Regions from separate parts of the Mus musculus genome. Here regions 1 and 3 are each linked to region 2. The links are chromatin loops, found by intact Hi-C in ENCODE. Cell type or tissue: gastrocnemius. All regions are shown on one strand.

The links. A loop is a pair of places that touch in the nucleus more often than their neighbours do. Peaks named below come from ENCODE experiments on the same cell type or tissue, not always from the same donor. Only the 100,000 strongest peaks of a DNase experiment are listed, where the experiment ranks them.
Region 1: a loop joins it to region 2, with 6 times the contacts of the local background. A loop is called at or near these places in 18 of 42 quality-filtered maps.
Region 3: a loop joins it to region 2, with 9 times the contacts of the local background. A loop is called at or near these places in 5 of 42 quality-filtered maps.

What each region holds. Positions count from the first base shown.
Region 1 is chr14:87,311,830-87,319,829 of GRCm38, forward strand. No RefSeq gene overlaps it. Among named protein-coding and RNA genes, the nearest start is that of Gm23278, 30 kb to the right of the region's middle. In gastrocnemius, a CTCF peak has its summit at 3,323 (motif pointing left); a DNase peak (open chromatin) is centred at 3,330.
Region 2 is chr14:87,449,033-87,457,032 of GRCm38, forward strand. All of the region lies in intron 1 of Tdrd3 (tudor domain containing 3), which reads left to right. Among named protein-coding and RNA genes, the nearest start is that of Tdrd3, 36 kb to the left of the region's middle. In gastrocnemius, a CTCF peak has its summit at 3,248 (motif pointing left); DNase peaks (open chromatin) are centred at 2,825 and 3,251; H3K27ac peaks cover 268 bases.
Region 3 is chr14:87,379,576-87,387,575 of GRCm38, forward strand. No RefSeq gene overlaps it. Among named protein-coding and RNA genes, the nearest start is that of Tdrd3, 33 kb to the right of the region's middle. In gastrocnemius, a CTCF peak has its summit at 3,668 (motif pointing right); no DNase peak of the experiment used is centred here.

The DNA of each region.
Region 1 (8,000 bases), 140 kb before region 2:
CATAGACTTACGCAAGGAAGGCTGGGCTCTCCTTCCGTTAAAACACATAAACTTTCACATTTCTGATCTGTTCCTGCCCAAAGGACAGGCATGTAGCTCAAGGAAGAAAAAAAAAAATCAATGTTGTGGGTTTAGAGCTGTACATTGATAGAGGAAAGCCTTTGTTGACAATGTTGTCTGAAACTGTACGGCCTTCTCTCTCACGCTACTTCTTTCTGTTGTTTTTGTTTTGAGACTGGGTCTCCTGTAGTCCAGGCTGGCCTCGATGTTCTGACCTCCCGAATGGGATTACAGGTCTGCAGCGGCACACTAGTGGGATTCTCATCGAAACAAAGATAATTGTTCAAGTCTCTCTCTTTCTCCTTTTTAGTGAGAACTACATCGCACTACCTGGCCTGTCACAGATGACCCTAAACATATGTAGGCTTTCCTGTGCTCATCAATTTTTACTTCCCTGACTGGCAATTTCTCAATTTAAAAGAAAAGTATGCTTAGCAAAAGGAAAATGTTGGCCAACTAATGCTTTTTAGCTCTTGCAAGCAGTTATGAAAGTATTTTACTCTGAAAGTAGAATACTCAGCGTTGTTCCAAGAAACTTAGAATACACATCGCCTTTTGGCACTTTTGAATTTAAGAACACATCTCTTGGTAATGAAGAGTGCTTGCTCCAGCTGCTCACCCACATTGCAAACTACTCTGTCTTTTCTTTGGCATTTGCAAGATTTTGCTCATGATTCTTAAGTTTGATGACGTCACACAGCAGTGTCACGATGTGTCTTAAGGAGCCTTTATTTTTAGAACCTGTTCAGTGACGAGGAGTACTTCTTTAGCTTAAGGCCTGTTGTCTTTATATAATTCTGGAAAGTTCTAGGTCATTTTGAAGACAAACCTAAAATGTGAAGACGTCCAAACAAGCCTTTTTATTTCCTTTCCTACCTTTCTTTCATGTTTTCTTATTTTTTTGTGTTGTATCCTGAGTTATTTCCAGGGGTCACTATTCCTTCTTTTTCTACATCAGAACTGTTATTTGGCAAGTCGGTTTAGCAGTTCATTTTCCTACTGACCTTATTGCTTGCTTTCTATGGTTTGTAAATTGTCCCAACCACTTGTTTAAAAGACATACTAGCTCCCTGAGCATCCTAACCTTGTTTAGATCCAAGACTTTATGTACAGCTGGCTCTCTTACTGTAGTTGTAAATTCTCCTTTTATTTTTTTTTGTTTGCTCTCTTACTTGGCACTAAATCTCAATAGTTTTTGCTTCTGAGTCCATCAACTATAACCTGGCCCCCCAGAGGCCTCCCCTATGGGTGTTTTAAAAAGTCTTTAAGGGGTTTTGAAACCAACTACCAGGTTCCCTTTTTTTTATTCGGTTGCTTGGTTGTCATAGCATATAATAAGGACTATGAGTTCCAGCAGTATGCCTAGTCTACCTAGCTAGCTTGCTCCAGAAAGCGCCTGCCTCTGCCCTCTACAGTTGGAATTACAGATGGACTACTACGCCCACCTAGCATATACGTGATTTTCATGGATCCGGACTCTGGCCCTCTACCTATGCAGCAGGTGCTGTATCCACTGAGCCATAGCCCTGCTTGAAGCCTGTATCATTAGGAGAGTGAAAATCTCAGTCTTTTCACCTGAGCATTTGGCATTTTATGCAGACTCTTCTGCCCACATTTCCAGGCAGAGGCCCACCTCCGCTCTATTTAGATTCACTGGCCTCCTAGCAGGGAAATCCAAAATTCTCACTAGAGGCTGCAAGTCAGGTCCTCACTGGGAAGAGACTCCGCACCTTGAGTCTTATCTCTGCAGCTGTTAAAGACCTGATTATGACATGGTCCTCCCAGGCACTGGAGCTATAATCCCCTTTTACTCAGAGACTTCCTTATCTGTGTAACCTGGAGAGTTTTCTAATGTTGAATTTGGCTATATACCATCAACATAATTTAAAATGTTCTGTCGAGGGCTGGATGCTTCCTTGAAGGAGGGATGGAGCTCTTGCTTGCTTCATTTGCCATCTGAACTGGAAGTCTCTCCAGCCTTCCCTGTCTTTACAGCAAAAGCATTTTTTTTTTAAAAAAACAAGTCTGGTTCAGATGACGTATTTAAGAAATGGCTACTACACTGCTGTATAATTAAAGTATACATCATATTTTGCCTGCGCTGAATTTTAGTTTTTTTGTTTGTTTGTTTGTTTTTTGTTTTGTTGTTGTTTTTTTTCTCTAAATAAACCTTTGGAAAATGCAAAGAGCAAAAGACTAAGGCTATTTTTGGTGCCGTGTCAATTTGCTTACTCATTTTTATAGTGACATTCCACCCCCCCCCTTTTTAACCATCTAATTGCCTGTTAGGCTTATCTCAGAAATTGATTCTTTATAGTTCTATAATTATGTGATGGAGTCTTGGGTTTTGGTCTTGGCAGTTTGGGTCCAAATTCTAACCCTTACCTGTTCACATCGAACAGTGGGTACACCATAGTCACTTTCAGAAGGAATGAACAAATGAGTGAATGATATTGTTGAGTGTCTGTTTCTCCCATGCAGCGTGTGGGTAGTTACAGCAGAGACCTCACACACCACTTGCTTTGAGAATTAGGTGAGGTCCTCCCTGAGAAGAGTCTAGCATCATGTTTAACACAGACAAAGACTCAATGAGTATTAAGGATTACGTCTTTTATTCCATGAAGCTACGTGAAATGAGAATCTCCATGTCTGGCCATAGAAGAATTTCAGGAATCATGTATCCCGTTGCTTTCCCTCTTCATGCCTTTATCATTTCTGTCATCCCCATCTTCTTTTGAAAAATGTCTGCTCTTTTACAAAATCGTGTTCTTCAGCTTGAGCTCATTGCTATAATTTTTTTCCCCAGTCAAAAAAATTCAGACTGTTTTTTATATATTAGCAACAAACAATTGTTTGCTCTCCAGGCTTCTCCACGCATATCGTTATTAGTAGTAGTTATTAATTATTCAAAAAAAAACTAAATCAAGAAAAATAAATGCCAAGCAGAAGCCTGGCATGGCTGCACAAAGTGGAAATACCATGTCATGTTACTCTAAAGGAGAAAAGGGTTTTCTGATTTAATACATATTAAAAACAAAGGAGGAATAATAAAACCAGCATTTCCCAACTTCATTCTGATTTTCACTTATTACTTTTTAAAAGGGAGTTAAAATGTCTTAAAGAAAATTAGATCATTGTATAGTTCTATGCTATTATATTCCCTTTAATATTCAACTACAATTTATGTAATTTAAACTATAAATTTGAGAGTGCTAGTGGATTTCCCTGCTTGTGGTTAAATGTGGAAACCTATAGTGCCATCTTGTGACGAAAAGCGAAACTGCAGGACATTACCTCCTTTGAACACATTGAAAATACAGTGAGGAAAGGGTGTAGAGCTTACAGCTGTGCATAACAAAGATTGATTAGCATATTTCTGTTAATGTGGATAGACTTAATTTTAAAAGACAGAATGTAATGGGCTTACTACCCTCCAAGATGCCTCTGCAGCGCGGATAAGAGCTAGACAGGACAGGTTAATACACTGAATTGAAACTGTACATGCCACATTATCAAGCATCAGAATGTTTAAATTCGACAGCAAAGGGGGAGGGGGAGTGGTCTTATACTCTGAATTGCAAGGCTGCATTGATGGATGAACCAAAGATGCTAAACACAATAGGAAAAAGAAGGAGGTGTCTTCAACCCTGGGTAAACACTTTAACACCTGTATCAACCCATCAGCAGTGTATGAGGCAGGGATATCCTCCAGTTGCTATAGCAAGAGAATCTGGAGGGGTTAAAGGAATAATTTCAACTCACAGAAACTTATTAATGGAAATAATTCTTGGATTTTTGACCTCGCTATAGGAAGATACAGACAGCATTTGTTTTCAGGATTAGCGTGAAGCCCACTACAAATGAGTTCAAGGCCTGTGCAAATGTAATGAGACAGGAACCAGCCAGCACATGCCAACTGTCCCTGGTCGCTTGCTTGCACATGTGTGCTGAGAACAGTTATGCATCAAGCTGGCGTCAAGAGGCATGAAGCCATGCATGTAAGAAATGCGTTTGAGGTCTCACAGGGCCAAAAAGCATAAAGAAGACTGTTTTGTTAGAATGGACAACCTGAAACAGGATCTGGGAAGCGTCAGTCGGTGGCTAGCTAGGAGGTAGACAGGTGACACGCAGTGACAGCAACAACACTTGAAATGAACTCTCATTTTCCGTGGTATTATTTTGATGGGCAAAAGATAGTTCCCGGGAACTATGCTGAAGAAAATGCCAAGCACAAAGAAAAATTTCAAACAAAGAATGATGAAAGGCATCTAGCATCCTCTCACGGCCGCTCTTATTAACAATAGTTGGAGTTACTTTGCTGATGTAAGGCCCCATGGGAATTGTTCTCAGCTAAATAATTTAATCGCCTCCACTCCCTATATGTTTAAGGAGGCGTCCTGCTCACACAGTGAGACATACAACCAGAGGAATTTTACTCCTAAAACCTTGCTTTGAATTTTCCTGCCTTCATGGATTTAACTTAGATCCTTTAATGCCGTAATAATTTGGTTTCATATTGAATGTCCTTTGGGCTTTCATTGTCATTTATTTTTTTAAGAAGTTTTTTATGACTTCAAAATAATCCTTTTGGTGAAAAGGCAATTCAATTATAGTGACAGCATAAAAGGAGCCCGATATGATACAATTCTCCGCTGAGATCAGATTTACTGCTAAACCCAGATGATTTTATAAAACCAAAATTTGTATTTGCATTTCCAGACACTTGACTGAGAGACTTGCTCAGAATCGAAGACATCAAATAGACAAGACTCTCTCATCAAAATAAGGCTGAGCTGAAATTAAGAGCTTAAGCGACCCTTGGGGGAAATAAGTCACGGGCACAGCCAGGTAAGGTTTGAAAACATGTTTGTTAGGCTCAAGGTATTCTTTCTCTCAGAGGCATGAGGAAGTTTCCCATGTGGCATGAGTGTGGCACACACACACACACACACACACACACACACACACACACACACACACACTGACCTCACCATACTCATTGTAATAGGCTCAGTTCCTGGAAGACCTAAGTCTACATTAAAATCCTGGCTGCAGCATTGCACGGCATCTGGATTCTATGTTGTGTATCTATGATAATCTACAGAGGTGGTGATGGCCATGTCTATAGTATGAGCTCATATGAGACTATAGTGCTTGGCATATATTAGTTTTCCCAGAGTGTTAGCTGTAATTCCATATACAAAGAATGGCAAAAAGCTGTATATGTTTACATGTAAAGGGTTATATATAGACTTCCAGTGCTCATAAGGATGAGAGCATAACATTCATACTGCGTGTCTGGAAACAAACTTTCTGAAGATCAAGAATGAATTATTAGAGGACAGAAAGGGAATCCTGCGAGGCTTAAATGAATCAAGAGAAGCACGAGGCAAAGTGGGGAGTGGCAAAGCAGTTTTGTCCACAGTAGCTACTGCAGATGCCTAGTAAGTTTTTAAGGAAGGACTTGGTGGATGTTTAGAACAAGGCCAGAAGTCTAAAAGGAGCCAAGAGAGCCTTGGGGGAGGTATCTGGGGATTGGTAAATAACAGGGATTTGTGAGACCTCTCTTCCATTAAGTTCCTCATCTTTTTGTATTGTTAAAACCAAGTATTTATTATATAACCCAGTCTGGCTTTCAACTCTTTATCTGCCTGCCTCGACCTACCAGGGTGTCATGATTTTAACCTGTAGCATCTGTCCCAGTTTATTATCCTAATTACTTACAACCCCATTTTCTTCAGTTTCTGCTCAAAATGGCATCCTGGGACTTACAGCATGAAGCTTATGTTAGAGTTGTTAGAAGCTCAGCCTTGCAAGTCCATCTCGAGTCCTATATCCGCATCTGCACTTTTTAATAAGCTATGGCTGTCTATGCCGTATGCACCTTACAGTTTACATTGCACCTCTTTTCATAGACCTTAAGCTTTCAGCTGGCACCTAGTCATTCTTAATGGAAATTTATACACTGAATTAAGTTGAGTTCCTGGAGACTGCAGATGGAGCCCCTGGTGGAAATGGAAAAAGGAGTATCAACCAAGGCTTTGAACTAGAGTTCAGCTTCTCCAGTAAGTACAGAAATGAAGAAAAATCTTCTGCCTTGCTGTACATGCTGAAAGAGGAAAGAACAAAGTGATTGAGGACTGGAGCTGAGGGCTCTGAGAAGGAGGAATGAGAACCAGCCACCTAGACTCAGCATATACATCATAGGGCTCATCCCGAAGCAGTTCAATATGTCAAGTGCTCAAACAAATGGCTCTTCACATCCTATGCTGGGGAACACTGTGTGAGACAACCAGAGAGGCACAGAGGGAAGGGCAGGCAATTCTTATCCTGTCTGGAGGCATGGTGGGTTATCACGAAGTTTTACTTAGAGAATCATTCCCAGGGCCTTAAACTGCAAAAGGATTAAGTAGAAGCAGCTTCCTGCCCTTCTCAGACCATGGTTTTAGATCCACAAAGAAACTGGGCTTTAATCAGATGTCATCGTAATATCTGCTTTGTGGGGAAGGATGTTCCCCATGCTGACTCATGGATGAGTTGATGATGACTTCAAAGATATTTTAAAATATTCATTTTTAGATTGTATCCATCTATCTATCTATCTATCTATCTATCTATCTATCTATCTATCTATCTATCTATCTATCTATCTATCTATCTATCTACTTATCCATCTATACTAGCTAATTTTGTGTGTCAACTTGACACAAGCTGGAGTTATCACAGAGAAAGGAGTTTCAGTTGGGGAAATGCCTCCATGACATCCAGCTGTAAGGCATTTTCTCAATTAGTGATCAAGGGGGAAAGGCCCCTTGTGGGTGGGACCATCTCTGGGCTGGTAGTCTTGGTTCTATAAGAAAGCAAGCTGAGCAAGCCAGGGGAAGCAAGCCAGTAAGTAACATCCCTCCATGGCCTCTGCATCAGCTCCTGCTTCCTGAACTGCTTGAGTTCCAGTCCTGACTTCCTTTGGTGATGAACAGCAGTATGGAAGTGTAAGCTGAATAAACCCTTTCCTCCTCAACTGCTTCTTGTTCATGATGTTTGTTGCAGGAATAGAAACCCTGACTAAGATATATATACAAATAAGATATATATATATATATACATATAAATATATATCTATATCTATATATCTATATATCTATATCTATCTCTCTCTAACTCTCTCTATATCTATCTATCTATATCTATATCTACATCTACATCTACATCTACATCTATATCTGTATCTATCTATCTTAAGATAAGGTCTTCTGTAGCCGAGGCTGGCCCTCCAGTTTATTACTCTTTTGCTCAGCTTCCAAATAGCTAGAACCACAGGAATGTGCACAGTATAATCAACCACTTCTTTTTTTCTTATTTTTAATAATATCCTTATGTTTTAAGTTGGCTTTGAAAGGATAGAATTATCTCTTACCCTTGCATAAAATCTAGCTAGAATTTTTAACTAACTCTTCATAATCTACCTCACATAAATTGCCCTCTATGGTTGTGAGAATCCCCTTGTCTTGTTGCCTTTCATTTGAAACAATCTTGTCATTGGGGCCTTGACATAGCCATTGAGCTTTGGGGTCCTGTATAACTGGCCTTGAATTCTTAATCCATCCCTTGGTAGTCACACGGGTTTGAGTTACTAAACTTTGCTTCTTCTGTAATATGCCTGTTACTATGGGATCTTGCTTATAGAGTTTTAGATTTTTACAGAAGTAATATAGTTCAGTGTGTAAATCAAATGGATACTAATGTTTACTGAAGGACCAGACTGTGTTGCTAAACATGTTGCCACTTACAAGTCTTCCTGCCCACAGGGTAAATTTATTACCTATGATTCAGTTCCATTTTTGGACAAACAAGGATCATGGCAGTGTCCATGGAATTTTGTGAGCCCAGTAGGTGGGCAACTTCCTGCATACAGAGCATAACGAGAGCACAACAGCTGC
Region 2 (8,000 bases):
AGTTCATTATATATATTGAATATTAGTCCCCTATCTGATTTAGGATAGGTAAAGATCCTTTCCCAATCTGTTGGTGGCCTTTTTGTCTTATTGACGGTGTCTTTTGCCTTGCAGAAGCTTTGCAATCTTATGATTGGTCGATTCTCGATCTTACAGCACAAGCCATTGCTGTTCTATTCAGGAATTTTTCCCCTGTACCCTTATCTTCGAGGCTTTTCCCTACTTTCTCCTCAATAAGTTTCAGTGTCTTTGGTTTTATGTGGAGATCCTTAATCCACTTAGATTTGACCTTAGTACAAGGAGATAGGAATGGATCAGTTTGTATTCTTCTATAGGATATATTTTAAAATTATTATTTGCTCAGCTGTTCTAATAAACCTTCCAGGCTTAGAATCTTCATGGGTTGGTTCGGTATGGAAAGCATTTTAATATTTTAAATAGGGAAATGATTTTATGATGTATTGTTACCTATCTTTTATAGTTAGTCTTCAAATGTCATTTTTATTTTGGTATCAGAGAGAAACAATTATTGAAACAATATTGAAAGCATTGTTGTTAATATCTACTTGTCAGTGAGTATATACCATGTGTGTTCTTTTTTCACTGGGTTACCTCACTCAGGATATTTTCTAGTTCTATCCATTTCCCTAGGAATTTCATAAATTCATTCTTTTTAATAGCTGAGTAGTACTCCATTGTATAATGTACCACATTTTCTGTATCCATTCCTCTGTTGAGGGGAATCTGGGTTTTTTCCAGCTTCTGGCTATTATAAATAAGGCTGCTATGAACATAGTGGAGCATGTGTCCTTCTTACCGGTTGGAGCATCTTCTGGGTAAATGCCCAGGAGTGGTATAGCTGAGTCCTCAGGAAGTACTCTGTCCAATTTTCTGAAAAACCGCTAAACTGATTTCCAGAGTGGTTGTACCAGCTTTCAATCCCACCAGCAATGGAGGAGTGTTCCAGTATCTGCAGCATGTGCTGTCACCTGAGTTTTTGATCTTAGCCATTCTGACCTGTGTGAGGTAGAATCTCAGGGTTGTTTTGATTTGAATCTCCTTGGTGACTAAGGATGTTGAACATTTCTTTAGGTACTTCTCAACCACTCAGTATTCCTCAGTTGAGAATTCTTTGTTTACCTCTGTACCCATTTTTTAATAGGGTTATTTGGTTCTCTGGAGTCTTAACTTCTTGAGTTCTTTGTATATATATTGGATATTAGCCCTCTATCGGATGTAGGGTTGTTAAAGATCTTTCCCCAGTCTGTTGCCGTTTTGTCTTATTGACAGTATTCTTTGCTTTACGGAAGCTTTGCCATTTTATGAGATCCCATTTGTCTATTTTTGATCTTAGAGCATAAGTCATTGGTGTTCTGTTCAGGAAAATTTCCCCTGTGCCCATGTGTTTGAGGCTTTTCCCCAATTTCTCTTCTATTAGTTTCAGTGCCTCTGGTTTTATGTGGAGGTCCTTGATCCACTTGGACTTGATCAAGCTTTGTATATGGAGATAAGAATAGATCAACTTGCATTTTTCTACATGTTGACTGCCCGTTGAACCAGCACCATTTGTTGCTGTCTGTTTTCTACTTGATGCTTCAAGCTCCTTTGTCAAGATCAAGTGACTGCAGGTGTGTGGGCTCATATCTGGGTCTTCAGTTCTACTCTATTGATCTACCTGCCTGTCTTTGTCCCAATACCATACAGGTTTTTTTTAATCACTATTGCTCTTTAATACAGCTTGAGGTCAGGGATGGTGATTCCCCCAAATTTCTTTTGTTGTTGAGAATAGTTTTCACTATCCTGGGTTTTTTGTTACTCCAAATGAATTTACAAATTGCTCTTTCTAAGTCTATGAAGAATTGAGTTGGAATTTGATGGTGATTGCATTGAATACTCAAAATGCAATTCACAAACCGAATGACGCTCAAGAAGGAAGACCAAATTGTGGATACTTTGATCCTTCTTAGAAGGAGAACAAAATCATCTTGGGAGGAAATATGTAGAAAAAGTGTGGAGTAGAGACTGAAGGTATGACCAGTTTAGAGACTGCCCCACCAGTCATCAAACCCAGACATTATTGTAGATGTCAAGAAGTGCTTGCTGACAGGAGCCTGATACAGCTAGCTGTATCAGAGAGGCTCTACCAGAGCCTGATAAATACAGAGGTCGATGCTCACAGCCAACCATTGGACTGAGCACAGGGTCCACAATGGAGGAGCTAGAGAAAGGAGGACTGAAGGAGCTTGCAGCCCCATAGGAAGAACAATATCAAACAACCAGACCCCCAGAGCTCCCAGGGACTAAACCACCAACCAAAGAGTATACATAGTGGGACCCATGACTTCAGTTGTCTATGTAGGAGGGGATGGCCTTGTTGGATATCAGTGGGAGGAGAGGTCCTTGGTCCTATGAAGGCTTGATGCCCCATTGTATGGGAATGCCAGGGCGGGGAGGTGGGAGTGAGTGGGTGAGTGGGGGAGCACGCTCATAGAAGCAGGGGGAGGGGGAATAGCATAGGGGGTTTCTGGGGGCGGTGGGGAGGACCGGAAAAGGGATAACATTTGAAATGTCAATAAAGAAAATATGCCCCCCCCCAAAAAAGAAAGAAAGAAAGAAAGAAAGAAAGAAAGAAAGAAAGAAAGAAAGAGAAAGAAAGCATCTTTGTAGCTACTACACATCAGAACACAATTAGGTGCTCACTGTACAGATCTGAGCACCGGAGCTGGGCTTCCTCAGACAGACATAAGCAGTGCAGATGTGACTGCCTGCCTGTGACCCTGGCATTCAGACATGCTAGCACCAGAGCAGCTGCCTCCAGGCTCAGCACAGTACCTGTCTATTATGGTGGGCTTTGAGGACAGTGTGCCCATGCCAACCTTGGAACCCCACGTGCACTTATGCAACACACTCACACACACACAGTCACACACTCACACTGTATTCATAAATTTCTGCATTTCCAAAGGATAAGTGTAGAAACAAAGTAAACAAATGTATCTTTTCATGGACTGTTTTTTGTTTTATCAGTTGTACCTTTGAATGTCTACTAAAGGAGTTTCTTCTAAACTTGATTTTTATATCAAACAAAAATTCGGAAATTCCAACAGTTCATTTTATTTTCTCTTTATTTCCTGGCAGCAACAACAGCGACAACAACAATGAAATGTCCTAGCCTGCTTTAGTACGTTTATTTGAGGCTTTGCTTTCCAGCAGCAATGCAGTATTTTACTAGTGAATCGATGCTGCCATCTTGTGGTCTTTTCCGGTAGTGCAGTCTTCATAATTATCCCTGTTAGGTCAGCTCTTCAAAGACAGTCCTTAACAACAACAACTTTTGATTTTTAGTTTCCAAATTTTAAATGCTTTAAAATGTTACCTTAGATATAGTTTTGTAAAAGATTTCCCCTAGAACTTTTACTCTGGCCATTGAAATTCTTAAAGTTGACCAGCAGGTTGTTAATTTTAAGTATCCATATTGTTTTGTATTTCCTTAACTAGCTTTTCAGGATAATAGATACTCTGTAGTGTTTAGTTAGTTGTAAATAAGTTTTTGCACATTTGTCTTATTTCTGCTACAGACTATTTTTCTGAAGTTAGGCCTTTTGTGTACTATGACTTTCATGATGATTTCTTTGACTTTAAGTGTGTCTATTTTTATAACAAACTAAAATTTGATGTAAAAGACACTAATGTTTAATGTGTTGTGAATGTATGTGTATGCAGGAAAATTATTATAACAGATTAATATAGCAGCAAAAATATCTTCGATTTGTACATAAATCATAAAAAGTTAACACTGAGAAAAGCAATTCTAAAGATAGTTTATTATTAAATGAAATATATGTTGTATTGAGAGAAGTTTACTAAATTAAGACTACCACCAAGGACTTATACTCAGAGGGACTTTAAACACACACACACACACTCTCTTTTTATATATATATATATATATATATATGTATATATATATATACATATGTATACACACACACACACACACACACACACACACACACACATATATATATATATATATATATAGCTAGCTTTGGGCCATCTATATGTAAACCATAGAAACCATAGAACCATAGAAAAAGTTGTATTTCCAGCTTGATTTCTGTGTCCTGCAACTGAAGTGTATTATGTCCTTAGGAAAAGCTCTTATCTCGGTATAATAGGCAACTAAAAGCAGCAACTGTGTTGTTGTGAGGTTGCTGGGACCTCCCTTGCTCTGAGATTTTTATCTTATAACCAATGCTTCCCTTGGGAAGAAAAATTCTCATCCATGCAGGATACCTGTGCTCATCCTTTTGTTGTTGTTAAGTCTTTTCATTCACTTTTATGTACATTTCGTTCAATTACACACACTCATCCCCCTCTGGTGTGTGTGTGTGTGTGTGTGTGTGTGTGTGACTGAGAGAGAGAGAGAGAGAGAGAGAGAGAGAGCGCTCATGTGAGCGTGCTCATGTATCCGCCCTCCTGCCTGTCTCTCACCTCCCCGTCTGCACTTGACCCTCTAACCCACAGACTTCCCTGTCTACTTTTGTCATGTGTTCTGCTTTGTTCAGCCACCTTAAGTCCTTGCACCCTTCCCGCTATCATGGACCGTCTACTTTTCAGGCCTCTATGAACACTCCAAATTCAGCACACAAATTGAAAATCTTGAAGATCCGTGTATAAGACAGAGCAAGTGTTTTTAGGTTACCTCACTTTGTATACTAATTCCTGTCCCGTCCATTTTCCTTGTCATTTCACTTTCTTTAGACATGAATGAAGTTCCATTATGTAGAGGTACCACAATTCCATTGTATGGTCATCAGGTACTGGACATCTACACAGCTCAATTGTTCTAGTGTGGCTTGTTCTTTCTTGTGTACTTATGGATGGATTTGCCAAACGATTCTTTCAACTCTATCTTGATCACACTGCTGTTGCTGTGAAGAGACACCGTGACCATGGCAACTGTTCTGAAAGAAAGCATTTAATTGGGGCTTGTTTCAGAGGATGAGAGGTTTAGTCCGTTATCATCGTGACAGGGAACCTGCTATCACACAGACAGACACTGTGCTGGAGAAGGAGCTGAGAGTTCTCCGTTCTGTTCGCATGCATCAGGAATAGAGAGTGATGCCGGGTCTGCCTGGCTTGTGGTTTCTAAGCCCCCAGTGACACTTCCTCCAATCAGGCCACACCTCTTCAGCCTTCTCAAGTAGTGCCACTCCCTGATGAGCCTGTGGGGGTCATTCTTAGTTCAAACCACCACAGAGTATCTTCTGTAGCGCTTGCTAAGTGGTCATAGAAACCCTTAGTCAATTTTTATCATGCAAAGTATTTTCTTTTCAGTTATGTCACATAATTTTGCTGATAACAGTAATATGGTTTGGCAATAGGGAATCCTTCAATGCCCTTCTGGTCTTAAAAGTTTTGGTTGAATAATCTGTTATTCTTATGGGCCTGCCTTTTTATATGTTTGTTTTGTTTTTATTTGTATATTGTTTGAATTTTTAAGATGTTTTTAAGCAAGACACAGTAAAGCCTGTAAAGTAGACTGTTCCGTGGGCAGAACAAAGGTTTATTGGAGACCATATTGTCAAGGCCGCGCTGTCTGCAGTGGAGGGAAGGTGGAAACTTGCTCTCTGCAGTCTCCATGTATTGAGTGGTTCTAGTGTGAGCATAAGTGATTTTTTTTTTTTTTTTACATTTCATATGTTTGCTGTGCCCACAGTAGCTTGAGTTATTGGAATTTAGTTACTTTATCTTCATGTTCCATCAGGAATTACATATTAAATTTTCAATCTGATGTCTACATATCATATAGGAGCTAGTGACTCAGTGTGGCAGCAAATAAAAAATATAGTTCAGAGACACACCCCTGCCAACCGTCTTCCCCCATCCCTCAAGAAACCAAAACACAAAGCTGCAGTAAAAGTCCCACGAAGACATTTAATTCAGAGACAAGGCTATTGCTTCATTGTCACATGGCTCCTGTGTCTAGGTTGATAGAGCCCCTGTTAATTCAGAGGATGGTTTTCTCATTGACATTTTAAAGCCGACGTGCTGTCTGTATGTACTAATAGACTACGTGCTGTCTGTATGTACTAATAGACTACGTGCTGTCTGTATGTACTAATAGACTACGTGCTGTCTGTATGTACTAATAGACTCTGTCCTGTTATTTTCGAAGTTTGAGTTTCAGTTCACACATAAGTGGACATTGATCATCTCAGTGAGTGGAGATATACATGTATATGTACATAAACACGCATATATACCTATTCATATATACCTATTCAATTCAATTCAATATATATGTTTATATATGTGAATATCTATATAAAGTGTGTGTGTGTATATATATATATATATATATATATATGATTAGTGAACTCTTGACAAAACAGGAGCATAAGTGATTGACACCTTCAGCTGACAGCCGCTGGTAAGGACATTAGTTGCGGGTCTGATTGTGTTCTTCCCTTTCCCGTGCTGTATGAAATGGCATAAAAGACCCCTTCTACTTTCACCTGAAACGGTTAGCTGTGACTGTTCACTATTAGAGAAATAGCCACAGTGTCACACCGCATCTCTGCACGAGTGAGCATGTGCTGCTCTGTGGATGACCCAACAAGCTCCTACGTATCGGAGTGCATGTGCCCGTGTGAGCCGAAGCCTGCTTTGTTTGGCTTAATAAAAGCACAAGGGCCGGAAATGAGATGAGACAGTAACTGCCTCCCTGGTCCCCATGCTGAAGCTGGGTCATGGCTGCCTGGTGGTAGGGCCTTGTGCAGTGTGCAGGGCTGCTGGCCAGGAGGCCTATGGATTGTCCCAGACTCAGAGATAGATCAGGGCAAGCTGGCTTTGTTTTGGCCATCCTGGTTATAGTGGGTGTTCCTGAGCCCTGACATCTGGATGTAGCAAGTAAGGTTGAAACAATAGCCTGTCTTTTACCCTGGCTTTCTGCCTTCCAGATGTTTTCAGGGTTTGGGTGTGTCTGTCTCTTAACCTGAGGTGAAGGTGTTGGTAGTGACCTTCAGCTCTGCTGCTCTGCAATTTTCCATCTAGTTGGAGCTGACTGCTGATTTGAAATGGTTGTTTTTGAAGTTGAATGAAATGCTTTTGAATGGTAATTAAGTGACACCAATAATTTTATTATTTTGTGTGTGTGTGTGTACTCTTGTACGATAGTGCAAGCATGGTAGTCAGGACAGCTTGTGGGAGCTGGCTCTCTTCTTAAACCTCATAGGTGACAGGGATCAAACTAGAGTTATCTGGACACTCTGTAAGTGCATTGTCTAACTGAGCCTTCTTGCTAACTCAGGCAGCATTTAAAACCAATGCATGTTTTCTTTTTGAGATTAAAGTATAATGGTCTCATTCCCTCTCTCCTCCCTCTAATCCTTCCCATACACCCCTCCTTGCTCTCTTGCAAATAAATGGTCTTTATTTTCATTAATTATTGTTACATACATATGTGTATATGCGTATGTATTCTTAAATGCATAAATAAACTGCTCAGCCTGCATAACGTTACTTGTATGCATGTTTTCAGGACTGACTGACTGGTATTTGGTACTGGTATGATCAATTACTGGATGATCAATTACTGGATGATCAATTACTGGATGATCAATTACTGGATGATCAATTACTGTGCTCTTCCCTGGGGAAGACAATTCCAAGGAAGCTTTTGTTCATTTTTTAAAAATCATTTTGGAAATTTTGTAAGCAGATTAAACTTATATAACGTGTCATTTCTACTGAAACTAAGATAGCGCATCACAGGCAGACTTAGAACTCAGTGGCTTTTCCCACAAATCATATGGATAATTTTATTTTTATATATTATCCCATTAAGGGTATAGAAAAATATGTATGTATTCTTAGGATAGCATATAGACTAGGATGTTTTGCTCTTAGTATTAAATAGAAAATAAAACTGGATATTATAAAATTTTGCTTACTATTAAATGTAGGTACTATTATGCTGTTTATTTTATTTAACA
Region 3 (8,000 bases), 69 kb before region 2:
AATATCTTCAACAAAATTATAGAAGAAAACATCTCTAACCTAAAGAAAGAGATGCCCACAAACATACCAGAAGCCTACAGAACTCCAAATAGACTGGACCAAAAAAGAAATTCCTTCTGTCACATAATAATTAAAACACCCAATGCACAAAACAAAGAATATTAAAAGCAGTGAGGGAAAAATGTAACATATAAAGGCAGACCTATCAGAATTACACCAGAGTTCTCATCAGAGTCCATAAAAGATAGAAAATCCTGACATACAGACCCTAAGGGAACATAAATGACAACCCAGGCTACTATACCCAGCAAAACTCTCAGTTACCATAGATGGAGAATCCAAGATATTCCATGACAAAACCAAATTTATACAATATCTTTCCACAAATTCAGTCCTACAAAGGATGATAGATGGAAAACACCAACACCCTAGAAAAAGTTAGAAAGTAATCTTTCAACAAACCTAAAAGAAGACAGCCACATAAACAATTCCACCTCTAACAACAAATATAACAGGAAGTAACAATCACTTTTCCTTAACATTTCTTAACATCAAAGGACTCAATTCCCCAATAAAAAGACATGGACTAACAGACTGGATACGTAAACAAGGCCCCAAATTTTGCTGCATACAGGAAACACACTTCAGTGACAAAGACAGACACTATCTCAGAGTAAAAGGCTAGAAAAACAATTTTCTAAGCAAATGGTCCCAAGAAACAAGCTGGAGTAGCCATTCTAATATTGAATAAAATCTACTTTCAACCAAAAGTTATCAAAAAGGATAAGGAAGAAAACTTCATACTGGTCAAAGGAAAAATCTACCAAGATGAACTCTAAATTCTAACATCTACCCTCCAAATGCAAGGGCACCCACATTCATAAAAGAAACTTTACTAATGCTCAAAGCACACACCCCACACAATAATAGTGGGAGATTTTAACATTCCACTCTCATCAATTGATAGATCATGGAAACAGAAACTAAACAGAGACACAGCAAAACTAACAGAAGTTATGAACCAAATAGATCTAACAGATATTTACACATTTCATCTAAAAGCAAAAGAATATACTTTCTTCTCAGCACATCATGGTACCTTCTCCAAAATTGACCACATAATTGGTCACAAAACAGGTCTCAACAGATACAAGTAGACTGAAGTAATTCCGTGCACCCTGTTAGATCACCACAGACTAAGGCTCGTCTTAAATTCCAACAAAAACAACAGAAGACACACATATACATGAAAGCTGAACAACACTCTACTCAATGAAGAATGCCTTGTCATGCATCAATGGGAGGAGAGGTCCTTGGCCCTCTGAAGGCTCCATAGATGCTCCAGTGTAGGGGAACTGAGGGCAGGGAGGTGGGAGTAGGTGGGTGGGTAGGTGGAGGAACACCCTCATAGAAGCAGGGGAAGGGAGGATGGGATAGGGGGTTTCTGGGAGGGGGGGCAGACAGGGAAAGGGGATAACATTTGAAATGTAAATAAAGAAAATATCCAATAAAAAAAAAGAGCACTGATTGCTCTTCCAGAGGTCCTAAGTTCAAATCCCAACAACTACATGGTGGCTCACAACCATCTGTAATGAGATCTGTTGCCCTCTTTGGTGTGTCTAAAGACAGCTACATTGTACTTACATATAATAAATAAGTAAATCTTTAAAAAAAGAAAAAGAAAAAAGAAAAAGGAACAAATGTCCCCTGGTCTTCTGTGGTCCAATGTGTGCCTAAATATTACTTATTCATACAAGAAGGCAAAAACAAAAAACTCATGTTGCTTAAAAAAAACTAAACTGTTGTCCCAACCTGGTAAGAAGGAGACATGCTCCACTATGTTCATAGCAGCCTTATTTATAATAGCCAGAAGCTGGAAAGAACCCAGATGCCCCTCAACAGAGGAATGGATACAAAAAATGTGGTACATTTACACAGTGGAGTACTACTCAGCTATTAAAAAGAATGAATTTATGAAATTCCTAGGCAAATGTTTGGACCTGGAGGGCATCATCCTGAGTGAGGTAACACAATTCCAAAAGAACTCAAATGATATGTACTCACTGATAAGTGGATATTAGCCCAGAAACTTAGTATACCTGAGATATAAGAGACAATTTGTAAAACACATGAAACTGAAGAAGAACGAAGACCAAAGTGTGAACACTTTGCCCCTTCTTAGAATTGGAAACAATCACCCATGGAAGGAGTTACAGAGACAAAGTTTGGAGCTGAGACAAAAGGATGGACCATCTAGAGACTGCCATATCCAGGGATCCATCCCATAATTAGCCTCCAAACGATGACACCATTGCATACACTAGCAAGCGTTTGCTGAAAGGACCCTGATATAGCTGTCTCTTGTGAGACTATGCCGGGGCCTAGCAAACACATAAGTGGATGCTCACAGTCAGCTATTGGATGGATCACAGGGTTCCCAATGGAGGAGCTAGAGAAAGTATCCAAGGAGCTAAAGAGATCTGCAACCCTATAGGTGGAACAACATTATGAACTAACCAGTACCCAGGAGCTCTTGACTCTAGCTGCATATGTATCAGAAGATGGCCTAGCTGGCCATCACTGGAAAGAGTGGCCCATTGGACAGGCAAACTTTATATGCCCCAGTACAGAGGAACGCCAGGGCCAAAAAGTGGGAATGGGTGGGTAGGGGGGTGGAGGGGAGGGCATGGGGGACTTTCGGGATAGCATTGGAAATGTAATTGAGGAAAATACCTAATTAAAAAAAATATTAAAAAAAAAAACCTAAAATGTAGCATCTGTGTTTTATGAAAACCATATAGATCATTGGATGTAAATAAGAGGCATATAATTTCTGCATGGCAATTTCCTATATCAAGCAATATTTAATCAACATAATTAAAAAGCTTTGCCATGATCAAACTTTCATGCTTCTTCAAGAGAAATTCAACTTATTATTTTAAAAAGCATAATTAATATTGTTGGAACAATTTGACAAGATGTTAGTTTACAGTAAAATTTCAGTTTGGAGGACACAATGAGTAAATATTTCTGTATCATGGCAACGAGGGATATTTTAGTACAGTATGTCCTTCTATTTAATAATGTAAATTAATTATATGAAGTATTTGTCATCTTGATTTCTGTAGTGACAAAAAGAACCTGACAGATCTGCAGGTCGATAGAATTGAATGGAGCTCAGCAGAGACAAACCTTTGATGTGGATAGAATATTTGATCATAAGATGGAAAGGCCAAGGTAATGTCACAGAAATCAACTACTGTGGAAAAAAAAATCTCAGTTTATCAGTTCAACTTGGTAAACATGAAATATGTGCTGTTTGCTTCCTGAATTAATTTCTGCATGTTTCTGAAAAGTTATCAGGTAGGAATGAGGTCGTCTATGTTCTATCTTTCCTTAAATCTCATTTGCTTTTAATGAAAAGTGGTCATATCCCATATCATTCAAGAAGTAGACTGTGGCTAATGAAGCATATGATATTAAAAATAAAGCATACATAATCGAGTGAGCTTTTCCCCCTTCAGTTTGAAATATGCTGAGAGAAGTACTGTCTGTGTTGGAACACTTGTTGGCTTATGCAACTCATTTCTTCAGGTTTGGCTTGATTCAGAGGTAAACTAAGTCTTTAACTCTTTTAACAATGTTGCCCAGTAGAGGGTGCCATTTTAAGTCCACACTTGGTTGTAGGCTAAGATTTTTTTTTTTCCCCAAACCTACTGTATTTAGGGTTCTTAAATGCTTCTAACCCACTGACCAGAGGTCTCTGGGGCAGGGGGAAGGTTAATAGGAAAAGGGGTTTGTGGACCTGTTTAGGAGTAATTCATTGGGGCGATTCCACTTTTCATTGTCAGGATATCAGCAGTCCAGTTCAATAGCAGATACTAAACAGGCATCAATAATTGCAACCCTCTCCAGAAGAAACATCCAGGCTCTGTTGCTGCATCAGCAGGAGTCAGCTAAAGCAGCCGGGACCAGCCAGAATACCATGAGAAATTCTTTTGTGCATTTCTTGTATCTTTAATTTTTCTCAAATCCTATTTTTAATGATGGTTCATAAATGCTTTAACCTCCCTTTTTAACCCACCACCCACCAGAAGTAGTGAGAAAGGGATATGGGGGAAGTGGGCCTGTTTTAAAAGGTTCTTTGGAGCAACTCCTGTCTATGTTGTTTGGAAATCACAGATCAGTTCACAGGTCAGCAGGGACAGCTCGATCCACTCTCAACCCCTTCCTGGATACATGGCAGCAGTTGGGTTCTGTAGGGTCAGGATAGCCAACACAAATCAGCAGTGAGGCATGACCCAGGAGAGACAACCAGACCTCAGCCTCTGCTCTAGTCAGCAGGAAGGCCCGGTGCCAACGGGAGTTCTCAGCTGTGCCTCTCTCAGGGAAGTGATGACCAGGGAAGACTTGAGACCCTCAAACATTGCACAGCTATCTCTATAAGTGAGCCAAGCTCACCCAACCCTGTTACTGTCTGTCAAGTTCTATTTATTCCCTCAAAACATCACGCGTCCTTCAGGGTCTTGTCTCAGCTGACATCACTCTGCCAATCAACCTGAGTCTAAGGAAGTGGTGAGAAATTATACCACACCACCAGAAATTTTTTGGTGAGTTTCTCTTTATGGAGTCTTGACAAATGCAGCTCAACTATGCAATGTAATACAGACCAATACGTGTGTACTGTCAGCAAAGAATCCTTCCTCACGTGTCCTTTCACATGCTTGCTTCAGGAGAACATCCTCTCCTGTGTCTGCTTCAGTTATTCATCCCTTCACGAGTCTGCCTTAGTCTTTCACCTGTGTCCACTTCAGGAAAACACTCCTTCACGTGTTTGTTCCAGCAAAACACCATCCGACTGAGTTTCCCAAGAACTCTTAAGTTTCCACTTCAGTCTCTCTTTATTAAGTGAAGACCAGCAAAGACCAGTGAAGCAGTGGAGGTCTAGCAACGTAGTGGCTTGGTTCTATTTACATTCCTTCTAAACATCTTGTACCCTCTCAAGTGTGAGTTTTTCAGCTGAGAGGGATGAGACAAGCTGACTCCATGGCAGGCTTCAAATTGACAGTTAAGGAGACTAGGCCCAAGAATTGGGCAAGTCCAGGCTTGCCCAGGCAAGTCCATTGCTAATACAAAAAAAACCAAACAAACAAACAAAAAAAAAAAAACAAAAAAAAAAAACAAAAAAACCCCAAAAAACCCAGGCTCCAGCCTTCACACCCAGGTAATGGAATGTCCCAGCCACCTTGCCTAAGGCAAGGACAATGGGTAGGCAGCAGGTTCCAGACTTCCTCAGCTACTTCCTCAGGAACAGTTCCCAGTCCTCCTCAGCAAGTTTCCAGCCCCAACACACCCGGTAATGGAATGTCCATAGAGATGGTCCCAACAGATTAACATAGAGGTCACCTACCCTGGAATTCCCTAATGTGCTTTAAATCAGGCCTACAAGCTCACTTGGGTGTCTCTGTGGACTGGACCACAGCCCAGCACGCTGCCCAAGCTAATCCTAGAGCCAGGCCACACATCCCTCGGGGTGTCCCATTTCTGCTCTCACATTGCAGCCAACTTCTGAAGGAAGGTGGTCATAGGGCTGTTGTCATTTAGAGCTAATCTAGGGGGTGAGGCCTCAGCAGGCCAAGGATGGAGGTACTCTGGATATAGGGAAGGGAACCAGAACTTTCAGTAAGATTTGCTCTGTACCCTGGTGTGGGACAAGCAGGGGGAAGGGACCTGGTGATGCTCAAAGCTTGGTAATGGGGAGACCCCAGCATGCTGGACCTCTGCAGAATAAAACACTCTTGACATTTACATGCTATTTGAGTTGGGGTATCATTCTTTGGTGACTCATGGACCCCTTATACAGCAAAACATCGCATGCCCTCTCACAAGAGAGCTTCCAGGAAAACATCACATGACACAACTAAGTTGTAAGAAACAAGAAATTTCTATTAGGTGACTTCTGGTGTCTCCAGGAGAATATATTCTGACATTAATATCTAGGGGTGAAAAAGACAGTATTTCTCCTCACTCCAGCCATCCTAACTTTCCTTCTCATCCGACCAAATGAAGGTCCAACTGAGTAATGCTTCATTTTCCTGGGTACCTTCCATTCCCTCACACAAGCAACTCTGATGTTAGTCCCGTAATTACCCAAACTCTCTGCCAAGGCTATGAGGTTGATGCATGTTTTCAATCACATGTGGATATACTGCCCATGTTTGAGAGCCTATGGATACTGAAAAGGTCAGTTTAGGAAATTTGGGAAGGTCATGAAACACATTCCCCTCCGGAAGGGAGAGGCTAATATCCATTTCTCAGACCACAGGGTGGGAACCGACCTGTGGGTGGGGACACATTCTGCAGGACTGACTTGCCCACCTTCAGACTAGAGAAGTCCTTGTCACCTCATTCCCTAAAGACCGATCAGCTTAAAGGTTCCACTGTTCCACCAATCATATTGTGCCTAGCTGCTGATGCTCTATTCTGCGCCTGGAAACCATATAAGAACTCGAGGAGCTCCCAGGGACTATACCACCAACCAAAGTGTACACATGGTGGGACTCATGGCTCCAGCTGCATATGTAGCAGAGGATGGCCTAGTGGGTCATCAAAGGGAAGAGAGTCCTTCGTCCTGTGAAGGTTCTATGCCCCAGTGTCAGGAATGCCAGAGCCAGGAAGTGGGAGTGGGTGGGTTGGTGAGCAGCAGGAGGGGGTGGGGGTAGGGGATTTTCAGAGGGGAAACCAGGAAAGGGGATAACATTTGAAATGTAAATAAAGAAAATATCTAATAAAAAAAATCACACAGGAATCAGCAATGGCAGAGTCAAGAAAGGAGCCTGCACTCATAAGCCACTTCCACCATTTCCCAGAACATCTCTGACAGGACTACAAGGGAGTATTGGAATAATTACCATCATTGGCTTAGAAAGGTCAAGGTTTCTTTGGGTATGTAATTTTCTTCCTAAAGTCATTGGTTCTGGGTCCATGAGTTAAGAAAAGAATTGGCTAATCTTATTAAGAATATTTTGATTTAGAATTGAAGCAAGGAATTGTAGTCTCCCCTCCCCCAGCCTGAAACCTGCTTGCTCGGGGTGGAGCTTCCTGCTCATTCGTTCTGCCACGCCCACTGCTGGAACCTGAGGAGCCACACACGTGCACCTTTCTACTGGACCCGAGATTATTCGGCGGGAATCGGGTCCCCTCCCCCTTCCTTCATAACTAGTGTCGCAACAATAAAATTTGAGCCTTGATCAGAGTAACTGTCTTGGCTACATTCTTTTCTCTCGCCACCTAGCCCCTCTTCTCTTCCAGGTTTCCAAAATGCCTTTCCAGGCTAGAACCCAGGTTGTGGTCTGCTGGTCGGACACAACAATTGGCGAACCAACGCGGGACTGAGAAACGGCAAAGGATTTTTGGAAGAGACGCTGCTGGTTCGGAGCTCCATAAAATAAAGGATAAGGGAAATTCATACCGGAGAAGGTATGGGCTAAGCTGAGACAGCGTTAAACCCGAGCGCTGGTTCACTTAGGTTCAGCAGTGAGGAGCTGGGTAATAGGCGGTAGGCCGTAGCTCTCCGAAGCTACATGAGGTGTGAGAAAAGAAAGGGTTTATTAAAAGGAATAGGCGGATTGCCCCAGTTAATAAAAAATGCATCATAAGGGAGGAAAATGTCCCAAAAAGCAGAGAGAAATATCTCTCTGGGCCTTATAGCAGGAGTACTCTGTTACCTTTTGTGTCTTGTCTAATGTCCGGTGCACCAATCTGTTCTCGTGTTCAATTCATGTATGTTCGTGTCCAGTCTGTATGAATGAATGTTCTATGTTTTGTGTTGGATAATAAAGATGGTATAAAAAACTTTATCTGCAAAGCTGAGAGCTGCCACGTGTTTCAGCCAGGAATCAGACACGTGGCGGGAGGGCCCCTGCTGGAAAAACTGTTCCTTTTAGGAAATAAGGGCGAGTGCACAGCCTCTAAGTTTCAGAGTAAAAAAGCTAATAAAT